Regions from separate parts of the Mus musculus genome. Here region 1 is linked to region 2. A link is a loop called in an ENCODE intact Hi-C map of the cell type or tissue named here. Cell type or tissue: left cerebral cortex. All regions are shown on one strand.

Region 1 (8,000 bases), 960 kb after region 2:
CTGAGGGGCAGGACCATTTCTCCTACTCTCCCAGGCAAGGGGTGTGGTCATCTCTATGCAGCCCTTGAATATCAACATAGTCCCAGGAAACAAGCCCTTGAACATCAACAAGTCCCAGGGACATTGTATGGCCTTTGGTAGTAACATGGGCCACTATCATCTACATGTACCTCCTGCTGCTGCAAGGTCACAGATGCAGACATGGTCCTCTGAAGCAACATGGGCCTGGACATCACCATGGCCTCAGAAAGCAGGGCAGGCTCCTCACATCAGGCTCTCCCTTACCACCTTTGTGTCTCCAGTTCCACCTCTCCTCACAGTGTACTACCTGCTTCTCTTTCTGTTCCATTTCCTCACCACATTCTTTCTCATCATAGTGGTGCCCACTCATCTAAGTCACTTAGCAGTGGGCAGACCTCTGACCACACCACATCAACAATGACATCTTCTTTTGAGACGTAAGATGATTTAATTTTTGTCCAACCAAAATATTCTAAAGGAAATTAATCCCTGGCCAAAGTTAAACAATTCAACATTTTGATAAGCTATAGACCCTCTGTCACACAACCCTTTGGGGGACAGCTGCAGTTGAATAGAGTCATCCATTCTTGTGCTTGAACCAACCATCTAGCGAGATTAGCAGATAGGTCAAGGGTGAGAAGAAAATGCAGTGGGACATGACAGTTGTGTCTTTACTCTAAAGGTACTGCTCTTCTTTCTGAGTGAGGATGCAGCTCTTGGAGTCAGCAAATCACACTATGGTCAGTTTTATTAAAAGAAGAAGTCATAGGCCCACTAGTTGCACTGGTTCCTGGCTCTATTGATGAACAGTGCAACTCACCATTACCCAAGGAGCAAGAACAGCAATGACCTTTGCAGCTCCTGCTCCACCTCCCTTCAAAGCACACAAACTATTCAGCTTTTCTTCTCCCATCTTTCCACCACCGACTTGTCTACTTCTGCCATGCCCTCCTGGGAAGAGTCAGACTAGCAGAGTTTTTACAGTACAGACATAGTACTTGTTTAACTTGACAAATAGAGCCAAGCTTTGGAGGTGTACAAACAATTGTTAATACTTGAGACCTTTTTTCCACACTCACTGCTGCAAAAGTTGCCCAGAATGATGGCATTGCCTCACACCCACCATGGAAAATGCACACATTTCAAAGCTGGCCCAGACAGTGATCAGTCTCCCCTCATGTGGGAGAAATTCCCTCCCACAGGAAAAAGACTGACTCTTGTGAACTAGCATCATACTGACTAAGCAGATAAAGGAGCAGAGAGCATCACCAAGATGTTAAGAAGGGTGAGTTCTTTACTGTTTGTCCCCAGATACACAGTTCTACATAGGAACTCCTCTGGCTCATTTTCCCATAAGCTAAAGGAAAGGTTTAATAGACATAGGCCCATATATATCTCTAGAATATGCAATCATTAAGAATATGGTACCTCTTAGAGCCCACTTTTCCATTATCTCCCTGGCCAGATCTGTTATGAAACTGATTCCACAAAGGTGTGCCAAGTGGTCCTAAATGATATTCAAATGGAATATCTTAAAGCCTAGATTGAAAGTCAGAAAATTCTTAACTTCTAACTGAAGCCCTAAAACTACTGTAGCCAACTATTTTTCAAACTCTCTTTATTGCTGAGAATCTCATTGATGTATTCAAAGAAACGTGGTCATGTAAACTGACAATTTTATATCCATCATATACAAATCAGTTCTATACCCCTATGTTCATCAGCTTTTCTTAAATTACTATTATAAAATATCTCATATAAGCATCTTAAGAAGGACAAAGAGTTAATTTGGTTTCTAGACTTAAAGGTTTTAGCCCATGACTCGTTGGCCCTGTTGCTTTTAGATCTGTGGTAAGAAAGTACATCATTATCTGGAGCCCACTACAAGGCACTACTCATACTATGATGGCCAGGAGTGAAAGTCAGAGGAAAATTATGAACCAGGGACCCATTACTCTTCAAAGCTTGGCCACAGAGGTCTAACTTTCTCCCACTAGATTCTGTCTAAGAAAGATTCCACTACCTCTCGATAGTGACAAGGTAGAGACATTATCCTCTGTCATATGGCACTTTGGGAATCATTTCCAAACCAAACAATACACATTCCCCAACACAAAGACACACAGCTTCATCAGACAGGTTGTGAATCTCTGAGTATGCATTGTGGACATCATATACTAACTGGAACCATAGTAGGTCAGAGAGAAAGCTTTATTAAATATTTGTTGAATAATACACAGTTTGATAAATGCTACATCAAATACATCTTTGCACTTTCACCTTTAACTTAAAAATTGCTAATATCAATCTTTACTCTGAAGCAAGTTATCTTTGTGCTCCTTTCCTCTTCCTATCTGGTTCTCAATTTCTTTATAGAAGAGAAAAGGGGAGCATATGTGATAGGCTGTGAACCTTCTTTTAGCTTTTTTTCTCATATTCTGGGGTGCAAGTGCGTAGCTATCGAGTGGTCAAGTACTAAGAGGGATAGGATGGCAGGCATGTTTAGAGATCCCACAGGATGTCATCATCCTGGATCATAATTGCTTTTTGGACAATATTCCTTTTTTCCCAGTATCCTAGAACCTAGATGACAATTATCTAACTAGTCTTATGAATCTTATGGCAATTAAAAGAAGTAAAATAAAAATCCGAAGAATGAGAGAAGGGGCAGGAAAGTAAGGGAGTCAGAGAACAGGAAGAAAGTCAGCACGAAAGAGACAATAAGAGCCATAGAGTCATCAAATGACAAAGATGGAGACATAGACTGCCTAAGCCTGAGAAGAAGGGGGAAAAAAGAAACACATAGAATCTGAGAGAGAAAAATAAAAGCAGAGAAACAGAATCAGGCAGGGAGAGATGAGGCAGAGGCAGACATACAGAACTAGAACTAGAAATACAAAAAGAAAAGAAGAAAAGAAAAGAGAAGAGAGGAGAGGAGAGGAGAAGAGAAGAGAAGAGAAGAGAAGAGAAGAGAAGAGAAGAGAAGAGAAGAGAAGAGAAGAGAAGAGAAGAGAAGAGAAGAGACGAGACGAGACGAGAAGAGAAGAGAAGAGAAGAGAAGAGAAAAGTCAGCCAATCAGAGGTGAAGTCCATAAGACAGAGATAGAGACAAAGAAACTAGAGAAGAGCTCACAGTTGCCCAAGAGGCATAGCCATGGAGATTTCCATGGAGAAGAAAGATAACATTTTTATGTCTCTCTCAAATGATTGCCATTTACCAGATGATTTTCCCCTAGGATATTCTGAATAAGCTAGAGACCTTGGCTCTCTCCTGTCTTTTATCCTCCCTCCCAAAGCTCTGCTTATACACAAAAGACAAAGTTATTTGAGTCCTAGGTGCTGTTAAATGCTCTCTTGCCTTCATTTACAATGTGCTAGAACACTAGGTTCCTCTAGAGATTTCACGTAGGAGAGAGTCAGTAAAGCCAAGAATAGCAGAAACGGGATTGCCAGCCACACTCCAGGAGCCATAGCAGAGCCAAGAGTGGGAGCACATTGACACTTCAAATTCATGAGTTTGCATCTTCAGTTTAATAGGTTCAACAGCGCCAACAGCAAAAAAACCCACCGTGGTCTGGATGCAACCACATCCCCAGGCAGAGCTCCTAAGAAAGCACTTGCTCAAAATAGGAGACCCAAGCCTGGTGATGATTTCTTCTTCTGCAAGTGTTTGCTGAGTGATGGCTTCCCAAAAGTGGGATTTTTTTCTCATCTTGGCTTTTGTGGGCTTCAAAAATTCTCAGTGCTTAATTAAGAACAAATGGTCCCTGTGTTCAATTGACCCAGGTTTTAATTCAGCATCTGTCCAGAAACACCAGACTTTAGTTTATCGTTATTTTTATTTTTAAGTCTTCTGTGTATTGTACATGCAAGTTGGCAATGTGCATGGGTGCACTGTAAATGGTTGTTTACATGCTTGCAGATGAATGTAAAGGCTAGAGGTGACATCAGAAATCCTCCTCCATTGCTCTTCCATGTCATTCTTTTGATACCAGGTCTCTCACTCGAACCCAGAGCTCATCAATATGGCTTGTCATCCTAGCCAGCTTTCTTCTAAGACTGGAATTACAGACATGCCACCAAACCCATAGGTCATTCGTGAGACTCCTCGGGTCTTCTTTATTGTACGATGAGTGCTTTAATCAGTGAGCCATCTCTCAAGCTCTTATTTGAATTTTAGCCCCATGATCCATCATTTCAGCACCCAGGAATCTGCTTTCTTGTTTACAGTGGCTTACATACCTGTACATCCATGAACGTGACAGATAGGCTGTCAACGTTGGCACTAACCCACCTGCGAGGAAGAAAAAGCTTTCTAAATTTTGAGAAAATTCCAAGGAAGAAGAAGCATTTCTTTGTTTCCTCTGAGTAGTTCCCTTGGTATACTCTGAGAATAAAAACATCTTCAAAATGCAGGCTACGTTTAAGTCCAAATTTTCAAGCCTTTGCTGTTAATCCGTTTTTAATTGACATGGAGTGCATTCCCAATTATTAGTGGAAAGTGTAATTTTGGAGTTTAATTAAATGCTCAAATCACATTTCTTCCATTAAAATTGTTTTAGGTTTTTGTTGTTGTTTTTCTAATGAGCTGTTTGCTGATAACTACAGTACGGATGGAAGGAGCAAGAGAGGCTGGAAAACAGCTCCAGATACTGCAAGAAAAATAACTCCACTATTGATAAAAAGAATAACCCCGTGTACAGCAGGGGGTGGTAAGAAAGCCTAAATTTATTGCTGCTGTGTTGAATGTGCAAATGTCACCTCCTTAAAGAGGGAAAATTAGTTTCTAAGCCTGGTTTAGCAGCCAGCTCTGGCAGTCTGCATAATATTGGATTTTTCAAGGCTTCTATGATGCCCTGGGGTGGGATGTTTTGCATGCAAATTGCACATTATATAATGCTAAAGATGTTATATAAGGAAAAAATGAAGTCTATGGCTCATCCTTTTTTCTTTTTTTGTATTATACTTTTTAAGCTTCCTGGTCTTTTAATTTTGGCTAGCATTTACTGAGCACCTACTGTGTCTTAGGTGTTCATGTGGCATTTAAAACTCATGATAATCATTTTAAAGAGTATAACTATTCAATTTGTGCACATAAAGAGACTGAGGTTCCCAGGGGTTAACTGACTCAGCTGTTCCTTGGAAAGGGGTATTGCCCATTGATCCACACCAGAGCTTCGCCAACTGGGGCATGCATCTGTATTCCCCAGAGGACTTGTTAACATACAGATTGCTGGGTCCTAGCCCAGACTTTATGATTCAATTAACTGTGAGTTCTTAGTAAGTTCCTATGTAGCTTTAGCACTGATAGTCAGGAGGTCCCACTGGGAAAATCTCTGATCATGGCATACTTTTGCTCCAAATATGAGATATCAGGGATAAAGGAGATTTTAAGATATCATTTGATATATGTCTTCCTTATTAGAGTACAGGATGGAGAAAATGTCAGTCTAGAGACAGCAAGGTGGCAAGTATCAGGGTATTCTCATCATTAGATTAACATTCAACAGATGAGTTACTTAAAGTATGAACTTAAATCATGAGCTGATTGTCTCTTCAGCTTCTTGCCCTGTGAAGACAATATCAGCATTAGTACAGTCTCTTCTTGACATGAGAATCACAATCTTCACTCATGTTGAGATTGAGAGAAGTAGGAGAGGAGGGCAAGGACGGGAGGTCTCAGTATAGGCTTGGGCTTCAGCTTTACCAAGGCCTCAGCCATCCCAGAAGAATCACAGGTTGTTTGCACAGTCAAATGGAAATACAGTGAGACTCAGGAAGACATCTCATCACTCCATTTTGAATTTGTATGTTCTTCCTGTGCATGCTGCAAAATAAAATTTTCCTGATTTAATAAGGGTTATTCCTTTTATAGTTTCTAATTTGATTTTTTTATTTAAAAAGGGGGGTGGTTAAGGGCCTGGGGACATAGCTCAGTTGGCAGAATGCCTAGTACACAGAAAACTCTGGATTTGATCTGCAGTGCTACATAAAACCAGGCATGATGGGACATGCCTGAAATTCTACATCAAGAAGGCAGATCAGAAGTCTACGGTCATTGTGCTTAATGAGTTTGAGGCCAGGCTGTGACATATTAGGCTATATCAAAACATTAAGATTTATATGCTTCAATATAAGTATTTAAAAGAAGGTGCAAGTTTTGTAAGTTCTTCAGGTCTTCTGAGATATTCTAATGAAAGAGAGCTTCCAAAGAGAGGTCTGGACTTCTCTCTCAACAATAGAGAAGATGCAACCACGGTACCAACGTTGTGCAGAAACTATGCATCACAATGATATTTATCATGCATAATGAGAAGTACAAAAAATTCCTGCATATGTCTACAAGCCTGCAGCTCTTGGGACTGAAGTTGATGCAGAGAAACAGGAAGAGCAAGGGTTGGGTTCAACTTGTGCCCTCTTTAGGAAATCAGGGTAACACATATCTGCTGAGCAGTTACCAAGGCACCCATCTTTTAAGTGCTCCATTCGGCACTGGGGAACTTCACTAAAAAACATGTGAGAACAAGCCATGTCCTGTGTGGAGCCTCCATGGTACTGGTTATGGGCACCCTACGCCCCTAGGCACAGCTTGCAAAGCCATAAAACTCAATACCTGAAGCCAGGATTCTTTTCTCATAACCATTGTTTGATGTCACTGGTTCTAATGACAAGCAAATTTCGGGGAATTTTTTTCTTAAAGATTGATTTTATTTTTAATTATTTGTATATATGTGTACCTGGATATGGGAATACATGCATAAGTACAAGTCCTTGCAAAGGCATTGGATCCCAGGACCTGAAACTACAGGTGACCATGAGCCACATACTGTGGATGCTGGAAACAAAACTCAGGTTCTCTGCAATGACAGTGCATGTTCCTACCTGCTGAGCCAAATGTTTGGGTTTTGTGGAAAGGAAGACTTTATAAAACTGTTATCAAAGAAATATAAAAATTGTCATTAAGATTTGTGCCCTGTTGTTTGGATAAGATTATAAGAGAAAAGGACAGATGAATCCCTATCACAAAAATATACTTTTATCTTCTTGTCTTATATTTTAAATGAAAATTTTATTTTTATTATATTGGTTACATAATGTCACTATCACCCAAATGTATAATATATTTTGAGAATATTCTACCCCACATTCCACTGGTTTTTTTTTAACCTCTCATTGGTCTTCTCTGTTCTCCTAGATAGTTTATTACATTTCATGTCATCTGTACCTGTGTCTCTGTCTCTGTCTCTGTCTCTGTCTTTCTCTGTCTCTGTCTCTCTCTGTCTCTCTCTCTCTCTGACTATCTATCTATCTATCTATCTATCTATCTATCTATCTATCATCTATCTATCTATATGTTGGTCTCTGTCTCTCTCTCTCTCCCTCCCCTCTCCCTCTTCTCTCTTTCCCTCCTGCTTGCAGCAAGCTAAGCCCACCTGATGCTTATTCTGCCCCTTCTCAACACTAACAAGCAGGCTTGCATGCATATGCAGGATTCCTCTGAGCTTCTTCTCTTTATTACACACACACACACATACACACACACACACACACACACACACACACACACATACACACACACACAGACACACATTGAGAAAGAGAAAGAGAGAGGGGAGATATACATTTATTCATAAATAAGAGAAAACATGGGATATTTGTCATTTTTAGACTCTTGGTTTGCTTAGTATGCTTATCCAAATACCTCTATTTTCCTGGAAATGACAGAACCTCATCCTTCCCTCTACTTTTAATAATATTTCAGCACCCACCCTAATGTTTCTGTTGAATTTGAATCACACCCTTATCAGTCCAACGATGTCCAAAAGTGCTTGATCTAGAAACAACAGCAAATCCAGAAAACACAAGAAGAAAAGAACTATGGCCGGGCTCTGCCCCAAGCCTATTATCACATCCATGTTTTACATGGCCACATCCTGTGTACATAGAAGATAAACAGAAGACAGGAGTGGCAGAATGTC
Region 2 (8,000 bases):
GTCTTGTGATAGTTACTAAAAATATACTTTGAAGCTGCAGTTAGCTTTGAAAATCCTTAAAGTAACCAATATTCTACTCGTTAAATTAGTATTAGTTAAATGTTCTTAATGACCTCAGCTATGGGAGCAAATTTTTTAGACCTTAGGCTTTCTAAACAGTTTGGGCTACTCTGGGAAAACAAAACAAAACAAAAAACAGTGGTAACATTAAGAATGAATTGAAGATGCCTTTAAGGGACACGTCAATACAGGGTGAAACAAACAAACAAACAAACAAACAAAACAAAAAACCCAACTTCATTTTCCTGAATTGTTAATTTAACTTTTAAGGTATTTTATTCCAGTTTTCTTTTCTTTTTTTCACTTAATTATCCTTGAACTGCTAAGCAATTATCTGATGCTACCCATAGGTGGATCCACTGAGATACACAATAAACAACCACAGGCTTTGCTTATTTTTAGTAATCTTAAGGCAAGTCTCTGTTAAGTTCATTGACATTCAAAAGCAAATTATATTCAAATATAGAGTCGATGACAAGTTAAGTCATCGAAACATGGAAAATTCACAGTACATTTTTTAAAAGGACCTGGGAATTGCTAGTATTTGTACTGTCGATAAACTAAGGCTAAATTTTTCTGGGAATATTTAGACAGTGGAAATATAGATTATGACTTTCTAAAACCCAATAAATATGGTAATCATAAAGTTAAACGTTTCCTTTAAGAAAATTTTAAAACCTTGATAATGGATGCTACTACAGGGTTTTAAATGCTAATTTAATCATGCAAACACAGCCTCCTCCGTCCTCATAGCTGAAAAGCACAGCCCAGGAGCCAAGGCACAATTACCCAGTGCACTAGGGCCTTATTTTGCCTACTAAATGACTCACAGTTCAAAGTTCCTCTCCAGTGACCTAAAATTCCATATGAAAGCCGTGTGACCTCTTACAGTCCAAGGTAAAACCCATTTCTTTTTGTTTATTGGAGCACACTACAGTTAAATACAAATCACGGCAGTATGTCCTGCTAACGTTCTATTTTGACTGTGGGAATTCAAAATTATTTATCAATTTCAATGGCAAACTTGTAGTTAAAAAGAGAAGAGTCCGACACACAAAAGACAGTTGCTCATATAAGCCATGGGAAATTGTGTATTACTTCAAAAGTTGATATTTCCCCATTCTTGGGGCATAAAAGACAATCCAACAAATCTGTTAACTTTTACTTGGGTTAATTTCGATAGACTGTTAACTGTGACGTTGGTTAATTTAATCAGCATCCATTCTTGAAAACTTTGGTCAACAGAAAAGTTATGAGAAGAACCAGTTAAGGTCAAATTTTGGTTCCATGACAATCCCTCATCTTGACATTGGATTTCGAATGATCACCATAATAAATGCTATCCCCACTAAAGGTCAAGGAAACTCTCAACATCAGCGAACTCAACGGCCACCCAAAATCTGCCTTGGGCGGAGTCCGGGTTGGGGGCAATAACAGAAAACATCCTGAGTCAGAAAGGACACAGAGTAGCCAAGCGCCTGCTTGGTGTCATTTCATGATACCGCATACCCCCTGATTCCGGTACACACCCATGTCGAGACATCTAGGAGGAAACACATTAAAACCTAGATTCAAGGGCGCCTTGGGTCTTCAACCCTTCAAGATGTGACCAAACATTAAAAAGAGCAGAAGTCGAGAGCACTCCAGCCCGCGGCCGCCCGCCGCGCGCAGACTGACAGTTCCTCCCAGCTCTGACAGCCCGCGGGTGCGGCTGCAGGTGCCGCCTCGGCTTCATTAGCCCAGCTCAGGACAAACTCCAGAAGGGAACAACCCCAGTTCTGGTCCCCTCGGTCACCCCGGGGAAGGACCCAGCCCTAGCTGCTCACTCTCCGCCCGCCTTCCCGAGAGTGCTGCCCCGACCCCGGGTCCGCCGCCAAGCCGGAGCGCCCGGGGCGTTCGAGGGGGCTTGGCGGCTCCTGTTCCCACCGCGCACGCCTTACCTGGTGGTGGTTGTACGAGTTCCTCTGCTGCAGGAAGGCGGCTGCGGCAGCCTGGTGCTGCTGCTGCAGCTGCGGGCTGACGGGTGACCTCCGGCTCTGCGGCTGCTGCGGCGCCGCCGCCGGCGGCTGCTGTTGAGGTAAATTCATGGCGGGCGGCGCGGGCACCGTGGGAGCAGAGAACGGGCCGCCGAAGCCGCCGCCGCCGCCGCCACCGCCGGCCGGCACGCTGAGCCCCGCGCAGCCGTGCGGCGACACCGGCGAGAAGCTCGGGAAGAAGGCCGGGTTCATGGACGATGGCAGCCCGGGGTAGAAGCCGTTCTCCGAGTCCGGGCTGGGCGGCGGCATGGCGCTCAGAGAGCCGCCCGCGCCGCCGCCGCTGCCCGGGGTGGCAGCCGAGGAGCCCGGGGGCTGTGGTTGCGGCGGCTGCTGGGGCGGCTGCGGCTGCTGGGGTGGCTGCTGCTGGGTCGCCGGCGGAGGCTGGGGCGGCGGCGGCGACGCGGTCTGCACCGACCAGGGGGTGCCGAAGCCGGGCAGCGGTGGGGGAGACGCGGAGCCGCCTCCCCCTCCGGGGGGTCCCCCGCCCCCGCCGCCGCCGGGGTGCGGCAGGTCCGGGCTCTGCAGGCTGCTGAAGGCGCTGGTGCCGAGCGCCGCGCCGGGCAGGAGGGTGCTGGGGCTGTTGAGCAGAGGGTGGTTGGGCGACTCCATGGAGCCCGGCGCGGGGTTCACCGGCGGCGTCGAGGGGGGCAAGCCCGCATTGGGGGGCTCGGCGGCGCTGCCCTCGCCCGCGGCCGGGGTCTGGCGAGGGCTTCCCGCGCCTCCGTGGCGGCGCCGCGGAGCTGCGGGCGGCGAGGGCGGGAGCTGCGGGAGCTGGGGCAGGTCGACCGGGCGCTGCCGCTGGGCGAAGTCCTGCGGCGGGAGGTGCTGCGTGTGCGGGAGGCTGAACGGCTGAGAGCGCTGGGCGAGCGGCGCCGACTGCAGGAGCGGCCCGGGCGGTGGTGGCGGCGTTGGCGGTGTTGGGCTGAAGCGGCCGGGGCAGTGGAGCGGCGGCGGCGGCGGCGGCGGCTTCGCGTCCGGAGGGTGGGGACGGTGTGGCGGGCTCAACTCTTTCCTCTTCTGGCTGCTCAGCTGCTGCTGCTGCCGCTTACTGAAGTCCTGCGGGGAGGAGGTGCGGCAGCAGCAGCAGGAGGAGGCGGAGGAGGAGGAGGGGTGGTGCAGACTCGGTTTGAAGTCCTGGGAGGGGAGGAGGTGGGTCACACCCGCGTTCGTGCCGCCGCCGGGGTGGTGGCTGGGGAGCTGCTCTGCGGCCGCCGCCCCCGAGAGCGGCCTCGTCGGCTGCTGTGTCAGCCCGAGCAGTAGCTCATCCTGCACGGCCTGGGGATGCGCCACGAGCGGGGAGGAAGAGGAAGCTGCGGCTGAGCTGGCCGCGCCGCCGCCCGAGGGGATGGCGAAGGGGGAGGCGGCCTCGGAGAAGCCGGTGACAGGCAACGGCGGCGGCGACAGCGGGCCGAAGGGCGTGGCGGGCGGCCCGGCGGCGAAGGGCCGGTAGGCGCTGCCGCCGGGCGAGGATCGTGGGCTGCCGCTGCGCAGCAGGGCAGTGTGCAGCACCCCGAACCCGAAGTCCCGCATTTATCAGGCCGGCGGCCGCGGCAGGAGACGCACCCCGTCCCCTGCCCCGCCTAGAAAGCCCCGGGAGCCGTGGCGGCGCGGCCGTGGTGGAAGGATGGGGTCAATGGGAAAGGGACACTGTGACTGAGCCGGGGCACCGACTTGGGGCCCCGCCGCCCCTCACGGAGGCCACCGCCGCCTCCCGGAACCGGCTCCGGCACCACCGCCGCTGCCTCGGCCGCCGCCGCCCTCGCCGCTTAAGAACCCCGGAACGTGCGTCAGCAGCCACCTCACAATCGCGCCGCCCCTTGTCGCGCGCCCTGGCACGCGCGAGCGCGCCGCCGCCGCCGCCGCCGGCCTCGCCCCGCCCCGCCCCTCATTAGCGTGCGTTGTGGACCCTGCGAGGCAGCGGGCGCGCGCGGCGCGTCCCTCAGTCCAGGACCTTGAATGGAGCCCAAGGGGGTGAAAAAAAAGCCGGTGGAAGTTGGGGAGACGGCTAATGGGTCTCGAGCACCGTGCGCGTGCGCACGGAGGCGAGCACGCGCGGGCGTTGCGGACGGTTCCTGGGCAACCGCCCCTCCTGTCCCCTGTCGCACGCGCCCCCTCCTCAGGCCCCGCCCTGTCCCAGCCCCTGGGGTCACGTGAAGTGCCGCTGTCCCAGACCTGCTAGCAGGACTAGGGCGCTAAGCTTGCAGGACTCTAGAAGGTCCCATGCTCTGTGGTCGGGTGCGAGCCGCGCGTGCTGTCACCCACCCTTGCCACCGCTGGAAGGCATTTTTTTTTGTTTGTTTTTTAAGAGTAAAACGCGAAACACCGGCGCCTTTTGCAGCAAACATTTCCACTTCAGCAAGGGGAACAAAGTCTGGGAGCCGACAGGGCTCTGCGTGGTTACTCGCGCAGGAGAGCTCTGAGTAGGTTCTGAGACCAGCTCCTCCTGGCCCCGCTGCTGCAAGCCCTGGGTGCGCTGTCACCACAACCCAGGGGTGCCGGACTCCTCCTCTACAAGTTCTTTCTGGCTTCCTTCCCCCGGGAGACTCTCATCGGAACATTTCCGAAGCTTTATTAATTTTCAAGGGAGAAAGATTTCTCACATCAGGGGGGAAAGGAGATTGTGACTCAGCAGCGGACTTGTTGAGGCTTGTAAAGTGGAAGGGGAAAGGCTTTCCATGTAGACAGAGGAGCGCTGGATGGGGACTTAATCCAGTGTAATTCCTCCCCACAGGAACATTTTACACAGAGAAAACCACACTTGACTGTTTAGTCCAATGATAACTGATCCACACGACATAATAAAGAATTGTATGTTCTTAGTTTTTATTTTTAAGTTTTCCTGGTGCTTAGAAAACTGAAATTACTGAATGGATTCCAGAAATACCTACTGAAATCTCAACAGTTTGCAGAAAGTTGATTCAGACTGGACTAATGATGTTGTAACTTACTAGTCTCTTAAGGAAGTTAGGTAGATGTCTTTCTGAAGCCCCTGTCAGTTGAATTTGGTTCCTCATCTTATTTCAAAAGTATGCAAGTCAAATAATCAGTAAAAAGAGAACAGCACTTCAAAAAGAAAATACTTTATAAGATCTATGTGTGATTAATAAGCTAAGTTTCCCAAAAACATATTTTATAAAATTCATTTACTTCAGAAATTAGCATGATAAGCAGAATGTTGTTTAAAAGTTAATCTCAATAGCATATTTAACAAACAAGGTAGATATTGATCTGGAAAAGTGCTTCCTTTAAATTACAATATGTAAAAGGCAGCATACATTAGAATTAAAAGTTATCAATAAGTTATCAGTGTCAGTGAGGTCCATGCCTGTGATCCAAGCATTTGGGGGGATGGGGCAGGAGAATTGCTGATGTCAACAGAAGTTTCATGCCAGTCTGTCTCAACCTTTCCCCAAATGTCCATTTCTAGCTCAAAGATTTAGATAGTATTAATATATTTTACAGGGATAAAGCATACAATAAGGAACTAAGGCCAACGAAGTCTTAAGAACAGATGTAGTTGTGTTTTTTTTTTCTTAAGTAAGAGTGTATTTGATTGGAAAAAAGTTTCAGTAAGCACCCCCTAGCTCAGTCTATGCCCAGGACAGAGAAGGGAGAGCCCTTATTGAAATTCTCCTCAATGCCCTTCTGCACCAGTGTTTGAACACAAACAAGACTGCTTAGTGCTCTAAGTGCAAGGTTTTGTTTCAAAGGACTGACAGCCCTCTTGAACTGGACAAGAGCCATCCCGTTTGTCATTATTCATGAGGTCAAACTTCATTTTCCATGCAACAGATCCTAAATCCTATCTGCCATGTCCTCTACTCACAAGTTCAACACCTCGGAGAGGGTTTTGAAGGCCCCATTTTTCACAGGAGGGGAAGTTCTTTTCTGACTTTTAAAGCTTTGGAGTTGCTGAGCTTCTCATGTGTGAAAATGTCCAGAGAGAAAGGTTTCCTGTAACGTGTAGGTGGGTGCTGGTACTGGAAGTGAAGGGCTTGTAGCCTTACAATAGGTTCCAAACTCAGATTTTAGGAGTCTATATTATGGTCTTGTTTTCATCTGAAAATATGTTTACTCTATGACCATTAATTAAAGGGTTGATTCAGGCTAGACTAAGATTAGATGTTATAAGCACCATCTTCTTAGATATGTAGATAACTCCTTGTTCTCTGTTAGCTAAATATGATTTGTACTTCTTGGTATCTCAGATGTACCTAAGTCAAAATAAGCAGTTCGTTTGTTCCCTCCCACTATCCTGGGCAAGCACTAAAATGTATATTTTTGCTTCCACTTTATATACACCCAAACCCACATATGTTTGTGCAACTAAAAGACATTATTAAGCAATCCTTATTCTTGGAGGGTGCAAAGAATTCTGTTTTTAGCTTAAATGTATCCAAATGAGTTCAAATCACAATTCTTAAGATCCATAAATACATATTGATACAAAATCCAAAAGGCCACAGTCATAAAAGACCTTATCGTACTTTCTATTCTATCTTAAACCTCTTATCAGAACTTCTCCCCTAGTCTTACCTTTAGCTGCATACCTGACTGCTTCTTTCACTGAGAAAGGAAGGCAGTCACCTGAGGTCTGCCTTTGTCCATGGACACCTGACTTTCCTACTTGCTACAATGGATGGCCTAGCTACCTGCTTAAGGACAGGTCCTCCACTGACACACCTACTCCCTCCTATTCAAGTCCTAGCTTCAATAGGTCTTCCTCCCTTTTATCATCATCTCTCTGCTCACTTGGAAACACTCCCAGGTACACAAAATATATCAGTCACCACTTCCCATCATTGAAAAACAAAACCCAAGCCCCTTGAGTTTTGGTTCTTCCTCTTTGGTTACTCTCCCTCTTCTGCTTTTTACTGGTACCTATTTAAATGTCCAAGCGAATGGCTCAGAGACACCTCAAATTGCCATTGCATTTGCTCAGGTCAAAAGCCTTGAAGCCAGTCTTGATGTCCCAATCTGTACCGTGTATAAATCATCAGAACTTACTGCTTCTCCAACTGTTAAGCTATTGCCAGAGTTCACCTCTGAACACTCCAACCACAACCAATCTGGTCCAGGGCACCACTCTTTTTCCCCTAGATCGGTATTCTCATCTTCTAAGTCTCCAGTTGGAAGAACGTGATGGAGTGAGCTGCAGTGTATACTATTCCCAATACTCTAAAATTATAATCTCACTGTAAACATTAGTCGAAATGCCCTTTTCAAGATGGAAAACATCATGTCAATCCCATTAAGTATACTTTCTCAGAATAAGTGAATGCTTTTAATAACCAAAGGTTCCCCCTGATTCCCCTTACCTCCTCCTGACCTAGAATGGGGTGATTATTTTAAACAAATCAGGCCAAGTCCTCTTAGCTCATTGACCTCGCAGTCTCCATTGTCTAGAGTATCAGCCCCTAATACCAACAGGCTCACTCCGTCTTTTCTAAGCCTCTCTTTCACTTATTTTAAGTCTCTGCTTGTGATGATTAATCTTGGTTGTCAACTTGATTGGACCTGGAATCAATGAAGAGACAGAGCTCTGGACAAACTTAGCAGAGTATTTCCTAGAAGGCTTAAATGAGGGCAAAGACCCTTTCCCAGAGTAGGCAGTACCTTCTAGAAGTGTCCTATATACAAAGAGTTCTAGAGATGTGAAGGGTGCTTTCCACCTGCCCCCTATGCTTGTGCATGTATCTGCCCTGCTCCCGCCATGAGACTACTGTCTTTCACAAACCCCATCCCAGTGTCTTCAGACTTCCCACAAGCACAGGGACTAGCAACTCTCCAGGATTCTCTCACCTTCAGCAAGTAGATTAGGCATGCTGAGATGGCATCTCACCTTGTGTACCAAACAGCTAACTACCAGGTTCACAGCATCTCCAGACAGCAAACAGCCATTAT

Evidence for each region. A loop is a pair of places that touch in the nucleus more often than their neighbours do. Peaks named below come from ENCODE experiments on the same cell type or tissue, not always from the same donor. Only the 100,000 strongest peaks of a DNase experiment are listed, where the experiment ranks them.
Region 1: a loop joins it to region 2, with 20 times the contacts of the local background. A loop is called at or near these places in 3 of 42 quality-filtered maps.

What each region holds. Positions count from the first base shown.
Region 1 is chr5:42,267,700-42,275,699 of GRCm38, reverse strand. No RefSeq gene overlaps it. Among named protein-coding and RNA genes, the nearest start is that of Gm16223, 200 kb to the right of the region's middle. In left cerebral cortex, no CTCF peak of the experiment used is centred here; DNase peaks (open chromatin) are centred at 3,497, 4,410, 4,827 and 5,189; H3K27ac peaks cover 3,958 bases.
Region 2 is chr5:43,229,089-43,237,088 of GRCm38, reverse strand. It overlaps Cpeb2 (cytoplasmic polyadenylation element binding protein 2), which reads right to left and starts at 3,836. Exons shown (of 12, transcript NM_001368806.1): 1 at 2,001-3,836. The coding sequence starts at 3,626. It overlaps Gm7854 (predicted gene 7854), which reads left to right and starts at 1,735. Exons shown (of 8, transcript NR_028417.2): 1 at 1,735-2,137. In left cerebral cortex, CTCF peaks have their summits at 400, 3,356 and 4,383; DNase peaks (open chromatin) are centred at 2,552, 3,278, 4,047, 6,344 and 3 more places; H3K4me3 peaks cover 4,994 bases; H3K27ac peaks cover 4,762 bases.